2 separate regions of the Homo sapiens genome follow, and region 1 is linked to region 2. Evidence: chromatin contacts called from ENCODE Hi-C or POLR2A ChIA-PET data. All regions are on one chromosome and are shown on one strand. Each heading gives the region's core, a stretch centred on a gene start or an enhancer-like site at or near the end of the contact. The rest is flanking DNA. Distances are from core to core; before and after follow the strand shown. Region 1 overlaps FUNDC2 (FUN14 domain containing 2). Region 2 holds the start of VBP1 (VHL binding protein 1).

Region 1 (6,802 bases), core at 647-3,146, 160 kb before region 2:
GCTTACACACACACACACACACGGGCACACACGCACACACAGAATCTTACCACATTTTGCTGTAGTGGCATGTTACCATGTCTACAGTCCCTACTAGAATATCAGTCAGCTTTCAGAGGGCAAGACTTCTGTCTTCACCATTATACTCACAGGGCCTAGCACTTAATAGGTGCTGAGTATTTGAATAATGACTTTATAGAAAGAAAACTCACTATTAAAGGTTAGTTTTACTCAGAATTGTTAATCTTGGAGATGATCTCTTGTGAAATATGAGTGTGTTTCTAAGGCCATACATTTAAAAATGTTTGCATTTTAACCCGTCTTGAGAATGATGTATTGAATTTGAAAATCAAAACTACCAGTGGATGTGTGGAACTTTACAGAAACCACCTATTTGCGTTTTTCTCCTTACATTTAAGGAAACATAAGCCATTTTGCTTGCAATATGTATGAATCATCTCAAAACCATAATGGTATGAGCCTCTTTGCTGCATATTTTGCTATAAGAACTTATTTTTTTTCACTTTTTATTATGGACGCTTTCAGGAATATATAAAAGTAGAGAATATAGTACAATAATCCCCCTGTGTATCTATCACTCACTCACAACAATCATCAAATTATAGCTCTGCTGGTTTTTACCAGTTATTGTGAAACAAATATCAAAATGTCATTTTATCATATTTCAGTATGTATCTCTAAAAGGTAAGAATTATTTCTAAAAATCATAAATACCTCATCATATCAGACATTAACAGTAATTACATAATATCCAAAATCTGATCAGTGTTCAAAATTTCCTCAAGTGTTTTATATTTAGTTTGTTTGAATCAAAATTCATGCAAGGTTCACATCGTATTTGCATGATTTGGATAAGTCTCTTAACCTTATAGATCCTCCTCTATTTTTTTTTTTTTGCTTGCTATATATTTATATCTCTATATATATTGATATAGACATATGTAGTGACACTGAGTCATCTGTTTCCTGCTTCCCCACACTCTGCCTCTCCTGACATCTGGGTCTCTGGGTTATGCCATATATGGTGATAGTGGCTGCAGCCACTTTACCTGTGTGACTTACCCACAGCAATGGGATGGTAACAGCAAAGCTAACCAAAGTGCTCTGTGCCCCTTTGGGTTGCATGTGGGGAGACTGGCCACCCAATGCCTCTCCAGTGGGGTAGGGGTTGTCTTTTGGTGCATCTGTTTTTCCTGTGATTATTGGTGAGGGCAGCAAAGATTAGCAGGTGGTTGTAAACTACCTTGAGTAGGTTGTAATAAATAGTCTGGCCTCAGACTGTATTCTGATTGTCTGAATTAAGATCTGTAGGTAGGTCCCTCCTGAAGTTTTTTCCCAGCTGGCTGCCTCTACGACTGTGAGGGTCATGGTTGAGGTCAGTATTGCAGGTTGGCCTCATCCTGCTAGTATGAGAACGGCTGTGAGTTCTGCCCACGGTGTGAGGCCACTGTGACCACTTGGGATTGTGCAGAGCTGGCATGGAGGTTGAACACGCACAGCTGCACACCTTGTTTTCAGTTTAGCTGAACCATCGGTGAAGGAGGCTCAGGCATTTGGGGTTACCTGTGAATCAAGGCCCTATTGTGCCAGCAGTTTTGTTTCAGGTGGTGAAGTGGGAGTTAAGGTTTCCCCCAAAAGAACAGCTGCCACTCCTCCATGCAAAACCGAGATGATTCAAGGACCAGGCAGCTCCACCTTTCAGTGCACTACTTTCATTTGACTGGAGAGGCCTGCTTAGCTAGGCACGTATTTTCTCCAGTAGCAGAGTCCAATGACGCTCTGGACTTCCTAATTAGTGGTGGTGGGGCGGAAGTTTTTCCTTGGGAAGAGCGTTGTCGCTGTATATGGTCCGCAGAAACTTGACTTGGAATGTGTTCGGGGTTTCATCGCCCCCTTGTGGCGGCGACGTGGTAACACCGCACTCAAGGCTTCCAACTTGTCAACCAATAGGATGGCATCTACGTAGTGAAGGCTTCCCTTCCCTTGTCCTGCAGCGTGCTGGACAGTGTCCCGGCTCAGGGACCCCTTCTGTCCCCTTCCTGGCTACTATGGGTCGGCCCTGCGTCCTCACCACTTTGAGCCACCCTTTGACCCAGCGTCTCTCCCGCAATGGGACCTGGTGGGATGGGGACTTGGAGCATGCTACAGGAGAGGTAGAACTTTTGAGTCTCTTCTTCCCAAGGTTCTCCCCAGAGTCGGAGAGCAGAGACGGATCCAGGGGCACTTTCTGGCCGCTGCCTGCTCGGGCTCAACAGATGGAGTCCAATGTTTCAGTCTCCCCCAAGAATGTGTATCCTCATTGCTGACACGGGAGCTGGGTGCGGGGAGAGATGTGGTGGTGGGGACCCTTGCCTGAGCAGCCCATTGTCATGAGTGTTATTGCCATTGTGATAATATGTTAGCATGACTCTCCTCCCAAATGGCCGCTTGTTTGTTGCAATCTCCCGCCACTCAGCCTCCAGACATTCATTAACAGGACAGTGGGGTTCTTGACTCCCCTACCACTGGGGTGACAGTCCTTGCTACTGGATCTGGGCAGTTACTGTCTCATGGATGCTGGCAGAAGACGATTCAAGTTGGCGGACTAGATTCTACAAGGAATGATCTCTTGCATAATTCTAGCCAACATGCTCTTGGGGTGGGTGCTTCTGGTTTTGGAAAGCAAAGTTACTGTGTAGTTAACAACTATTGTGGTAAGAATAGTCTCTCCATCATTCTTTTGTTTCACGGTTGTCAGAAAGATGGGCATAACTAATGGTTGGGCTCTTATTTGGAACCTCTACTTTTGTACAGTTTGGGAATCTCTGCTTGAAAAGATGGTATACTGATGGATTTGAAATTTCTGAGTATCATCAATGTTTCATGATGATCTCAATTTCTTCTCAGAGGGAAGCTCACAGCCAGTTTTGGACCCCAGAGAAAAATGTGGCTGCTGCCCTCTACTCCCTCTACCAAATTATCAGCTTCATTTCTTTGTCATGAAATCTAGTATGATTTCTCAGAAATCAGGCCCAGAACTAAAATACATTTTCTGCCCAATTTTCTAAGAGGTCACACTAACATCTGAGTAATTGGGCAGAAAACCTATTTTAGTTCTGAGCCTGATTTTTCTAGAAGTCATATGGTATAGCTTATATTTCCGATGCTTGCATTCTTTTTAAGGGGTCATGAATCTTAATACTTTTTTTTTTAAAAGAAAAGTGTCGCACTTTTTCACATTTTTATAAAGCTTTAAAGTCAGTTTACTGACTTTTCAAAAGTGTCTACCTTTTTAAATTTTAAAATGGTAAGAAATGACATTCCTGAGAGCAGTGGCTTTCATCCTTGCTTGCACTTGGGAATCACCTGTGAAATTTTAAAAACTACTAATGCCTGGCTCTCATCCTAGAGATTCTGATTTCACTGGTCTGGAGTGCTGTTCAGGCATCCTGAGGTTTTAAAGTGTCTTAGCTTTTTCTAATGAGCAGCAGAGACTGAGAACCACTGAAGTACACAGTTGGAAGCTGGTGCTGAAAAAATTAAGAGTTTTGCTGTTAACTCCTTAAGAGGGCTTTAAAGCCTTTTATATTAAGTGCCATACAACTTCAGATGCCTTCTGAATACTGAACACAAGTGTAATATTATAGTTCATTAAATGTCTTAGGAATCGTGTGGAGTGAATGCAAGGAAAGGAGTGACAAGATATCACCCCACAAATGACTTACCCATTACGAAGGGAAAACTACCTTTCTAGCTAAAAGGTCTGTCAGTCACTAACCAAGTGATTAAACTTAGCATCACTAATAGCCAACTTAACAAAGTTTTTTTTTTTTTTTGGTTTCTAAAATGGGAGATCATAGTTTTCACCTTCCTAGAGTTCTTTGCTTAAGACTGAGATTCAGTGTTACTCTTGGTCCCTAACAATAAGAAGCACTCAGTAAATGTTAAGCCTTCTATGATGGCTATTTTATTTTTTTGTATGTCATAATAATACCTAAGAATAAGAAGAGTTAAATTAATGTCTTCAAATGGATTTGTTGACTTAAACTGACACAATCCTTTAAAAGAAGGAACTGATTTGAACCTTTCAAAACTGAAAGAAAGTCGTATACTGATACAGTTTGGAGCCACCGAATGTCATGTTGAACCGTATTCCCTAATGGAGGTGGATCCTGGTGAGAGGTGATTGGATCGTGGGGGCCATCCCCTCTTGGTACTTCACTCATGATAGTGAGTTCTCATGAGATCTGGCACTTCACCCCTCACTCTCTCTTGCTCCTGCTTTGGCCATGTGGAGTGCTCACTCCCCTTTTGCTTTCTGCCATGGCTGTAAGTTTCCTGAGGCGTCCCCAGAAGCCCATCAGATACCAGTGCCATGCTTCCTGTACAGCCCATGGAACTGTGAGCCAACTAAACCTCTTTTATTTATAAATTACCGAGTCTCAGGCACTTTTTATAGCAATGCAACAATGGACTAATACATATACTTTAGCATAAAAACATTTAAAAGAGTCTGAAACTGGAGTAGTTAACTCAGTAAAAATAACTTGGCAATAAAACACAGAAAAACAATCTATTTGATCATGTAGTGATTCCTAATGTAAATCCTAGTACAACTGTCAACTGATAATTTTAAATGTAATTTAGATTTGTAGATGGTGTAACATTAAAGTTGTATGATGTTTTATTGTGTTATTATTAACACAAGACGTCATTTAAATTTCATGGGGATTTAGCTCTGTCACTCTGGTTTGTGGACCAAACGTCTCTAAGGCAGCATTTCTTTAAGTCGCTCTGGAGAGCATTCACACACAGAGATGCTGTCTGCAAAACAGGTTCACTTAGGTTTTTTGAAAGCTCTGAAGTCTGACAGGAAATTAACCTGTGTACTTGTATGCAACCTAGCATTCCCCAAACTTACCTGACCAGAGAAGCCTTTTTTTTTTCTTCCGGTTACAGCAATTCCTAGAAACACTTTGAGTAATGCTGCTTTAAAGAAAACAGTTGGTCTCAAATAATCATGGTATTTTAACATCAGGGACCTAGCAGAAATTGTTCCTGCTTTTAGTCATCTTTTTCTTTTTTAGAGGACAGCCTTTGGTGGTTCAAGCATCCATTTGAGGAAAGCAAATGGCCTGTTGCATGCTGCCTCCTCCTACTTCATAAAGTGACTGACAGCTGTCAACAGGCTTCATTCAGCAGCTTTGTATTAATGTTGTCTGGATCCTCTGTAACAGGTTTTTATTATCAGGATATAAAGAATAGATAAACCAACTAAGTTTGAATTATCTTGCTGCCTACCTGACTTCCAATGAAAATTTTTTCTTCAGTTCCTTCATGATAAATTAAGGATCATTAAGCATTACAAGAATCATTTCTATGCCTTTCCTACCTGGTTAGTCGCTGCAGTGGGGATGCAAAAGCAGAAAGAAATGCTCTTACTGGCATCTGGAAAGACACTTTTTGCTCTGCATTTTTGGAAGTACAAAAGGTAATGAGTTAGTTTAAAGGAAACTTTGAATTAGTTTAGCATGTAATCTATAAAAGGTATCAAAATTGGCTCACGCCTGTAATCCCAGCACTTTGGGAGGCCGAGGCGGGCAGATCACGAGGTCAGGAGTTCAAGACCAGCCTGACCAACATGGTGAAACCCCGTCTACTAAGAACACAAAAATTAGCCAGGCGTGGTGGTGCATGCCTATAATCCCAGCTACTTGGGAGGCTGAGGCAGAATTGCTTGAACCCGGCAGGCAGAGGTTGCGGTGGGCCGAGATCGCACCATTGCACTGTAGCCTGGATGACAGAGTGAGACTCCATCTCAAAAAAAAAAAAAAAAAAAAAAAAAAGGGCGTCAAAATTGTGATGCTGGAAGTGAGTCCTTTCACCTAACATACCTCATATGACTTAAATTTGATGAATGGCACTAGTGGCTTGAACTTCAAGAGAATTCATTAATACCCTATATCTAATAGTCTTAAAATACATTTAGTACAAAACCCAAATTTTTCTCTTAAACAGGTTTATTTTAGCAGCTCAGTATATTACATTCTACATATTTGTCTTTTAATGTGTTTATATTTCTGCCTGTTCTGCATAGATGGCATATTCATTAACTTTTGTAGCTGACTTTTTCATTTGCTATTTGCTGCTACCTGGCCTGAAGAGTCAGGAGGATAAAAAAAATTCATTTGGTGGAAACATGGAGCAGCACTTCAGAAGAACTTTACTTTGATGCAGACTTCCGTGTTAGGTTTTCTTCCTCTTCTTTTTCAAATCCTGAACAGACGACAGATCTTCCCTTGGGATACTGAGCACAACACTTACGCAGTTCTTGGATGACAGCCTGACACTTTGATTCCATGTAGCTGTTGGCTGAAAAACATACAGGCAGACTCTAGTCATGATCTCATAGGACTAAGGTACAGGGAGGTTTAGATCAGTGCTTCCCACCCCTTTTCACTTTCAGTACCTATGGAACTGGAAGAAAGAAGATATACCAAAGTCCACTGAATTCTTTCTAATTTAGAGACCTGTCGACAGGTTCGTTAGGGAAAGTATGATTTACAAAGTGGTTGAAAGCTATTTTAATATATAATTTCCTTTAAGGTTAATAGCATGTATGCACCTTTTTCTAGGACATTGGTTTTTAACATCATTTTTATTACTGGTCACTAATTTGATGAATTAGGAAAATGCACATACACCACACATTATTTTGCATACAGTTTAAGCTGATTGTTGGACCTCCCCTACTAAGGCTGTGCATCAGGAATTGGCAAACTGCAGCCTTAGGGTCAAATTC
Region 2 (7,178 bases), core at 3,806-6,305:
TGATCAATAAATAATGATCAGTTATCAAGCTCAGTGTGAGGCCCAGAGAAGCAAAGGCAAGAGAAACAAGTCCATACCCTTAAGTATTTATAGGCTGATAGAGGCACTCGTCTCAGCTTCTCCTTTTCTTTGGTACTGACATCAGACATTTTAGAGTCAAGTTGAAAAGAGTTGGTCGTATTTTTGGGCTTTCATATTTCAAGGCATTTCAACATATCCACAAATAGCAGGCCCAGTGAGCTGTGCAATATCATGGGGCTCCAATGTTTTAGGAGTTAGTCCTGAGCCAGACTGAATGCTCTCTCTTATCTGTATATGTGAAGAATAGCCCTTCTTCCTCCCCAGGAGGCTGTGAGGGATTTAAAACAGATGTCTATCTGAGGGACCCTGCAGATCTCCCATGCTATGAGCAGGCTGTGTGATTTCTCCCCATCATGAGGCCATTATCATGACATGTTATGGCTCATGTCTCAAACCCTTGAGTTTCTTATTCTGTGCCATATCCATGCCTTTCAATTATCAGGACAGTAGCTGAAATTTATTGAGGGCTTACTAGGTACTGGGCACAGTATCAAGTATGTTATTATGTGTAATTCCATTCAATCTACTTAATAATATGTGCCCAAAGCCCTATTATTATGGTTATTTTACAATGGAGAAAACTGAGACAGTGTTAAAGTAACTAACCTAATATCCCATAGCCAATAAATAATCAAGCTTGACTGCAAAGTGCATGCTCTTAGCCTTAACCATTGTGCTGGAAATGCACCATCTCTCCCAATTATTATACAGGAAAACTTGTGACTGGGAATTTACCATGGCTTATACTGAAGGTCTTCATGTATCCTAAGGAGTCCGGCCCAAAGGAGATTCAGGAACATGAAAGCAGAGTTTGAACCTTTTTACATCCATGCTTTTTATTGGGTTTGGTTGGAAAGGAAGAGCTTGGGTGGACATGGGGGCAGAGGGATTTGGAGGGTGTAATTACTCACCTTGGGGCCCAAGATCAGGTTTTCTAAATTGAGAATTGCATAGTTACAGAAGGAACCCGGAGGATCCAGTGGGATCTAGTGACAACCATGGGATGCAGAATTAGTACTAGTGCCCTGATGACTCACCAGAGGTCGTAGTCAAAATGTATTAGCACTAGAAGTGAGTCTGGAGATCCTCTAGTCCAAAGCTCACATTTCACATGTGAGGACACTGAGCTAGATAGGTGAAGACACTTGTCTAATGAGGCACAGCCTGTTAAATGACAGGGTTAAACTAGAACCCAAGTTCTAGGGCCTATTACACAGTGGCAAGCCTAGAAATGGATTCTGGAAATAAAGCAGGGTAATGTCTGGGAGTCCCCAGGGCCATCATTCTGGCAGATGAGGTGGTGGGGTGGGGGTTGCAGAAGGGTTAGTTCCCTGAACAAAGGACCTCTCCACATCACCTTGGATAAATAACATCAGTCCCAGGAAAAAGGAAATCACATTGCCACATTTTACCTTGTCTAGGAAAATCCTACCTTGTCCTCTCTTGTATAAACAGAGCAAAAACACTGAAGATACAATAACAATACACAGTGAGAACACTACCAGCACACTCAACAACCCAGGGTAGTGAGTATGGAGGCCCATTGGCATGTCTGGAAATAGAATACACATGTATTCTGACTTACTAGGAAATAGCCCCAAGAGGCTGGGGTGGCTTAGCATGCAGGAGCACTATCACAGTTGAGTGCCCTCCAGGGGAGTTCCAAAGCCCCTAGGGGAAACTGCACTTTCTGCTCTCAGAAGTCAGGATTAGAAACTGAATCAGAAGGTCGAGCAGAGGCTGTCTCAGAACATCCTGAAATGCTTGGCATCTCTCTGAAGGCCTTGGGCTCTTTCCCAGTGGGCTTCCTGGGAGGAAATGACCCCAGTGACCAGGCTCAGGAAAAAGGAGACACATTCCCCCAGCCTCAGGATTTGCAGCTCTTCAGAGTAATTTCAGAGGCTTGTGGAGATTGGGACAGAACCTGTTACCTGCACAAAGCTTCCAGGCAAAGATGGAGTGAGAGTTGTTGTCGGTTCCCGGCTGTACAAATTTAAGTCAACTCTTGGTTATCTGGGTTCTGGAAGTTGCTAAGGATATCACCCTCTTCTTCCAGGGGACTCCAATTGTATGTCACATCATTTTCTTCCTTCTCTGCAGAGCACATTAGTGTGACATTTACAGGTACTATTCACTGAAGTCATTAAACTCTGGCTTCCCAAAATATGAGCCAGTGGTGCACCAGAGCTGGCTTGTACCAGCTTGTGAGAACCAATTGTTAAATTTCTAGAAATTCTGCAAGATGGTTGTTAAACACAGCCATCATTTAAAATTAAATTATAAAAATTTACAATTAAATTCTTTTAAAGGCAAAGGTAATAAATATTCAAAATTTATCACCTTCTAATTATTTTTCGACATTTGAATGTTACCTATGCTCTTGAGGTTATTTACATCGATTGTATCTGTGTGCTACTGGGCATGTCCTCCCAACTCGACATGGATTGAAATCAGCCATTGTGGGAGTATCCAGGCTACAGAAATTGGTAGATGCTACAAACTACGGCTTGATCTATGTTTGTCACTCTAGACTTGAAAGCAATGGAGAAAATGTTACTAATGCAGATTCAGCTTAAAAGTGAGTTGTGTCTGTAGCCATTATTGTGAACAGCACCATAAAATGAGGCAATATTTTTCTGGTATTTGAAAACCATTATCCAATTCAGCAAATAAATCACTCACATTGTTGATGAATGATCCAAGTACCAATATAAAAATAATTGTTGAATTACTTTTTTCTTATTACTTAACATAAATGAAAATATCAAGCAACATTCATGTCAGAACTACACTAGTTCATCAATTGCAACTGTAGGTTGTCTAGGGAGATATGTATTTGGCAAAAATCAAAAGCATCCTGTCAGAATTGGTTATACAGAATTAACGATAAAGAGTATTGTATATTTTATTATCACTTATGAAATTGTGTGCTATACACCTTTTACATCAATACAATTTATAATAAATATATACCCCCTTTCTAAAGAGAATTAGTTGAACATTTATCAGCACAACACTACGTGAAATGATTGTTTAAGTTGTTCTGTTTCCTGTTGTATGCGTATTTTCTTTACATTTTGTTTTGTTTTGTTTCAAAAGTGTCCATGGTGAAAAACTACAACCTTTTAAAGTCTGTTTTAAAAAATGCTTTTATTAAAGCAATCTAAAGATAAGCTGTAAAAGGTGTGGGCTACTGAAGGGTTGCTAAAGACCAATCATATTTAGTCAGGTAATAGCTAGATTTGGATCTGGCAAGAGGAAGGTTTTTTTTTTTTTCTTTTCCTTTTTTTTTTTGCTAAGAGATAAGAAAATGACCACCTATAGAGTTGATAAGGTTAGTGTACTCTTGGAAAAGCTGCTGCAGCCATGGCAGGAAGGAAAGAATTGGTATACAACTTTCTAATTAAGAGAACACTAGAAAGGAAATATATTCAGCAGTATAAATAAGGGAATCTTCTGTTTGTACCTGTAAGGGAGTAAAACATGAGCGATAAGCTGATAAGGCTTTTGGCTCCAAAAGAAAAACCTGGCCCGAAGTGTCAAATACTATATCTCTTAGAGGGATTTATTCCAAATTAAAATTAGTGATAATTTGGAGAAATATTTCCTAAAGTTTGAAGTAAGTCCTTGATTGGTTCTAACAATGATTAATATAGATAGGGATCAGTGAAGTTGAACAAAATTTGCATGTGTATCTGATATCTCAATGTTTTTCTGTAGAAACGTTACCTACTTTTCAAAAACAAAATTTTTTTTTGGAAGGCACTGAGGTGGGGGAGAGTGGTGAAGAATAGAATTCCCATATACTTTTCTCTCCAGGAACAGAGACATTATCTTACAAAACTGCTGACCAGAAAAGGTCAGAGTCATGGTTAGCTAACATGTCTTCATCCTCCCAAGCCAAATCGCATAGAAGCCACTGGAGAACTAGTTTGGAATTCCGGCTTCACTACTATGTAGTTGTAGGATTTTGGAGGAGCTGTACAGGTTCACTGAGCTTTAGTTTCCTCATTCACAATATGACGATACCAATTTCTTCCTCATATTATATCTAAAGACATATCTATGTCTATATGCTTGATCGTACATTATGTGCGGAGATAAACCGGTAACAGTGATTGCCTCTGAGAAGAGAGACTTACTTTCCATTGCGTAATTCTTAGGCTCATGGTAGAATTTGTGCAAGTGGATGAAGCACTGCCTCACTGGGAAACACTCCAGTGAAATAAAGCACAGAAAAGAGCCCGAAGAATAATTACTTGGTTCTGTATGACACATGTGCTTTTAAAGGGTTGTAGTGTAGGATGACATTGGGTAAGTCCATGGGCCTAGAAGCCTAGGTGGAGTTCTTAGGATTTTGTATGTAGACTATGAAGTTTTGGAAACGTTTGAGCTGGAGAGAAGACATTCTGATCAAAGGTGGCTTTCAGGAAAGGCTGGTGCGACAGGCAGGGTATTTATTAGAATGAGGCCAGTGACCACTCTGAAACAGACACAAAGTAAGTTCCCTTCAAGGGGCAGGAAGCTCCCTGGGATGGTGAGACCAGAAAGGCACAGAGGCTGAACCCTCGTGATGGCGCTAGGTCCCAGGTTCGCTAGCATCCGAGAGAGGGGATTGGGTCGCTCCAGAGGCCATTGCGAAGGCTGCTGCCAGTTCTAGGGTCGGGGTGGGGTCAGGCTAGGTCCCTATTCCTAGGGCTTTAGCACCGCTCACTCACAAGACCCCTTTTCCCAGGAGGACGTATGGGTTTTTCCTGTCGCTCCAGCTTCTCTTTCGCGGCCCTTCCACGCTTGTCACTTACCTGAGCGCAGCCAATCAGCACCTAGAGGTTGGGCTACTTTCGGCCAAAGGAGAACGGGGACTTGTGGGGGACGCTCCCTGCGCACCAATGAATGTGCATGGAGATGGAGAGGCGGGCCTGCAAGTGCGAACAAGCCAATCACGGAATCCCGGCGGCCGGCGGCCCGGGAGGCAGTCGCGCGCTCGCATCCCCAAGATGGCGGCCGTTAAGGACAGTTGTGGCAAAGGAGAAATGGCCACAGGGAATGGGCGGCGGCTCCACCTGGGGATTCCTGAGGCCGTGTTTGTGGTAAGAGGCACGCTGTTCCCTGGCATCTTGGCTTGAGGCCTTGGACTGCCCCTTTCTTCCCGGCTCCCACCCAGGCCTCGACTGTTGGAAGGAGCTGAGCCAAGTGTTCAGGGAGGGGGCGCTCGGTCTGCTCTCACCCCTCGCACCTGGACAGATTGAGCTCTGCTGGGGGCCCGCCCGGAAGAAACGTAGCTCGAGAAGGCCGTAGAAGAGAACGGGGTGCGGGGCCGGGACGAGGGGCGAGGGGCGAGGGGCGGCGGGTGGCAGGGCAGGGCGGCCTGAGGGACCTCCGGGCTGCCGCCGGTTTTCGTCCCCCTGCTGGTTGGAAAAGGGGAGGTGGTGAGGAGCTCTCGACTCAGCATGGATGCTGGAGACACAGTACAATGAATAGGCAGAACAGCCAGTGCTAAGATGTGAAAACCGGGAATATCACTTTGTCTGTTGAAGGAATGCAGTGGTCTCGGGAATGTTGCCTCGGGAAATGGAAGAAGAGACCGATGGGAAAATAGGATGATAGGTTGGGAGTGTAAAGTCCTTCTGTGTCTTGCTAAGGAATTGAGGTTTTCCAGTAGGCAACGGGCTGTCATCAGAAGGCCTTTCGTTTTAACTACATCATTCTAACAACTTAGTGGAGAATGAATTGTTGAGAGAGGAGGCTGAACCCTCCTGATGGCGCTAGGTCCCAGGTTCGCTAGTGTCCTAGAGGGGATCGGGTTGCTCCACAGGCCGTTCTGGAGGGCGCTGCCTGTGCTGGGTGGCTTTTTAAAAATTTTATTTTATTTATTTAATTTAGAAATAGTAGTTGAAAACTATTTGACTAATGAGAGAAAACATCTGACTGGCCCTCCAGGCCAGGTCATCTGTCTGTCCCCACTTAGCTACTATAAAATCTTCATGGAAGTTTCTCAATCTTTTGGTTTGTACCTTACCTTACCTCTGCCTTTTTTTTACTAACTACGTCTTATATCCTTCTAAAGACTCATTTATTTATACCACACTTGATATTGTATATTCGCATTTGCTGATTGAATTTCGTAATTGGTTATTATTTTGTGTTTTTATGAGCTGTGTCATTTATTTCTCTACATTGATCTATTATCTAACCATAACAAGGAATAAAATTTGTTGAGTGCCAGGCACTTTCTTAATGATTTTACAAAACTCGAGGTGGTAGCTACTACTGTTATGCCCGTTTTTTAGATGATAAAACTGAGGTACGGGGCACTTGAGTAACTTGCCCCAGGCCACACAGGATGTAAGTGAGGTATCCAGGGTTTGAACTTGGACAATCCGTGGAGGTCCAGACTGGCAGCTTACCCCTCATGCTCTGCTACTGGGAGGAGGTGAGGTAGTTCTCATGAATCGCCCTACTTCTCCTGGTCATAGCATAGTGCCTCACACATAGTATAAGCTCAAACTAAGTGTCTAATTGAATTTCCATAGGGCCTTAAATGTTACATTCATGGTGCTCAGCTAGAGATGGCGTCAGAAATCTAACTCGGGAGGAGACACTTTATCTGAGGGCTTTATAATGTCTTGAAATGCTTTTTCCCTACAATGTCGTGGTTATTTTTTTCTAGACCTTAAAATTTCTACCAACATAATGTAATAAGCAACCCAAATTTTATATAACTGTTTATGTTTCCAAACTATTAATAATTGAAGTGACATGGTATTGTAGAAAGATTATTGGCCTCTAAATAGACCAGGGTCTGAATCCTGGCTCTGCTTCCCAGTTGCTGCTTAACCTTAAGCATATTATTTTACCACTTTGAGCTTGAGTTTCTTTAACTGAAATAGGGATGACAATACTTAGAGAGTTGTTATGGGAAACAGAGAACATGCTTGCAGTATTGCAGTGTAGTAGGTGTCGAATAGGTATTAATATTCATGATGATAGGAAGCAATATACCATAGTGGTTAGAAGTCAGACCCAGTCCATTCCCCAACCCCGCTGAGGCAGTAATTTGTTTTCTTTCTCTGCTTGAATTGTTGTTTCACCCTTGT

Evidence for each region. A loop is a pair of places that touch in the nucleus more often than their neighbours do. ChIA-PET counts read pairs that join two places held with the same protein, here RNA polymerase II (POLR2A). Pooled maps may share reads with other maps.
Region 1: a pooled map shows a loop between it and region 2 (4-fold over the local background). The contact joins the enhancer-like site here to the promoter of VBP1 in region 2. A Hi-C loop is called at or near these places in 6 of 50 pooled maps. POLR2A ChIA-PET finds 5 or more read pairs at or near these places in 3 of 52 experiments (MCF 10A, OCI-LY7 and activated CD4-positive, alpha-beta T cell).

What each region holds. Positions count from the first base shown.
Region 1 is chrX:155,055,620-155,062,421 of GRCh38, forward strand. FUNDC2 (FUN14 domain containing 2) reads left to right here. Exons shown (of 5, transcript NM_023934.4): 5 at 1-4,685. It overlaps CMC4 (C-X9-C motif containing 4), which reads right to left. Exons shown (of 3, transcript NM_001018024.3): 3 at 6,003-6,372. The coding sequence ends at 6,224. Among named protein-coding and RNA genes, the nearest start is that of CMC4, 12 kb to the right of the region's middle. RefSeq lists enhancers at 1,649-2,150, 1,815-2,109. Within about 2 kb of position 1,897, at least 11 of the 41 ENCODE cell types and tissues checked have a DNase peak (open chromatin) inside an H3K27ac peak, as active enhancers do.
Region 2 is chrX:155,211,405-155,218,582 of GRCh38, forward strand. It overlaps VBP1 (VHL binding protein 1), which reads left to right and starts at 5,056. Exons shown (of 6, transcript NM_003372.7): 1 at 5,056-5,171. The coding sequence starts at 5,079. RefSeq lists enhancers at 4,709-5,497, 4,808-5,102, 5,100-5,179 and a silencer at 5,350-5,439.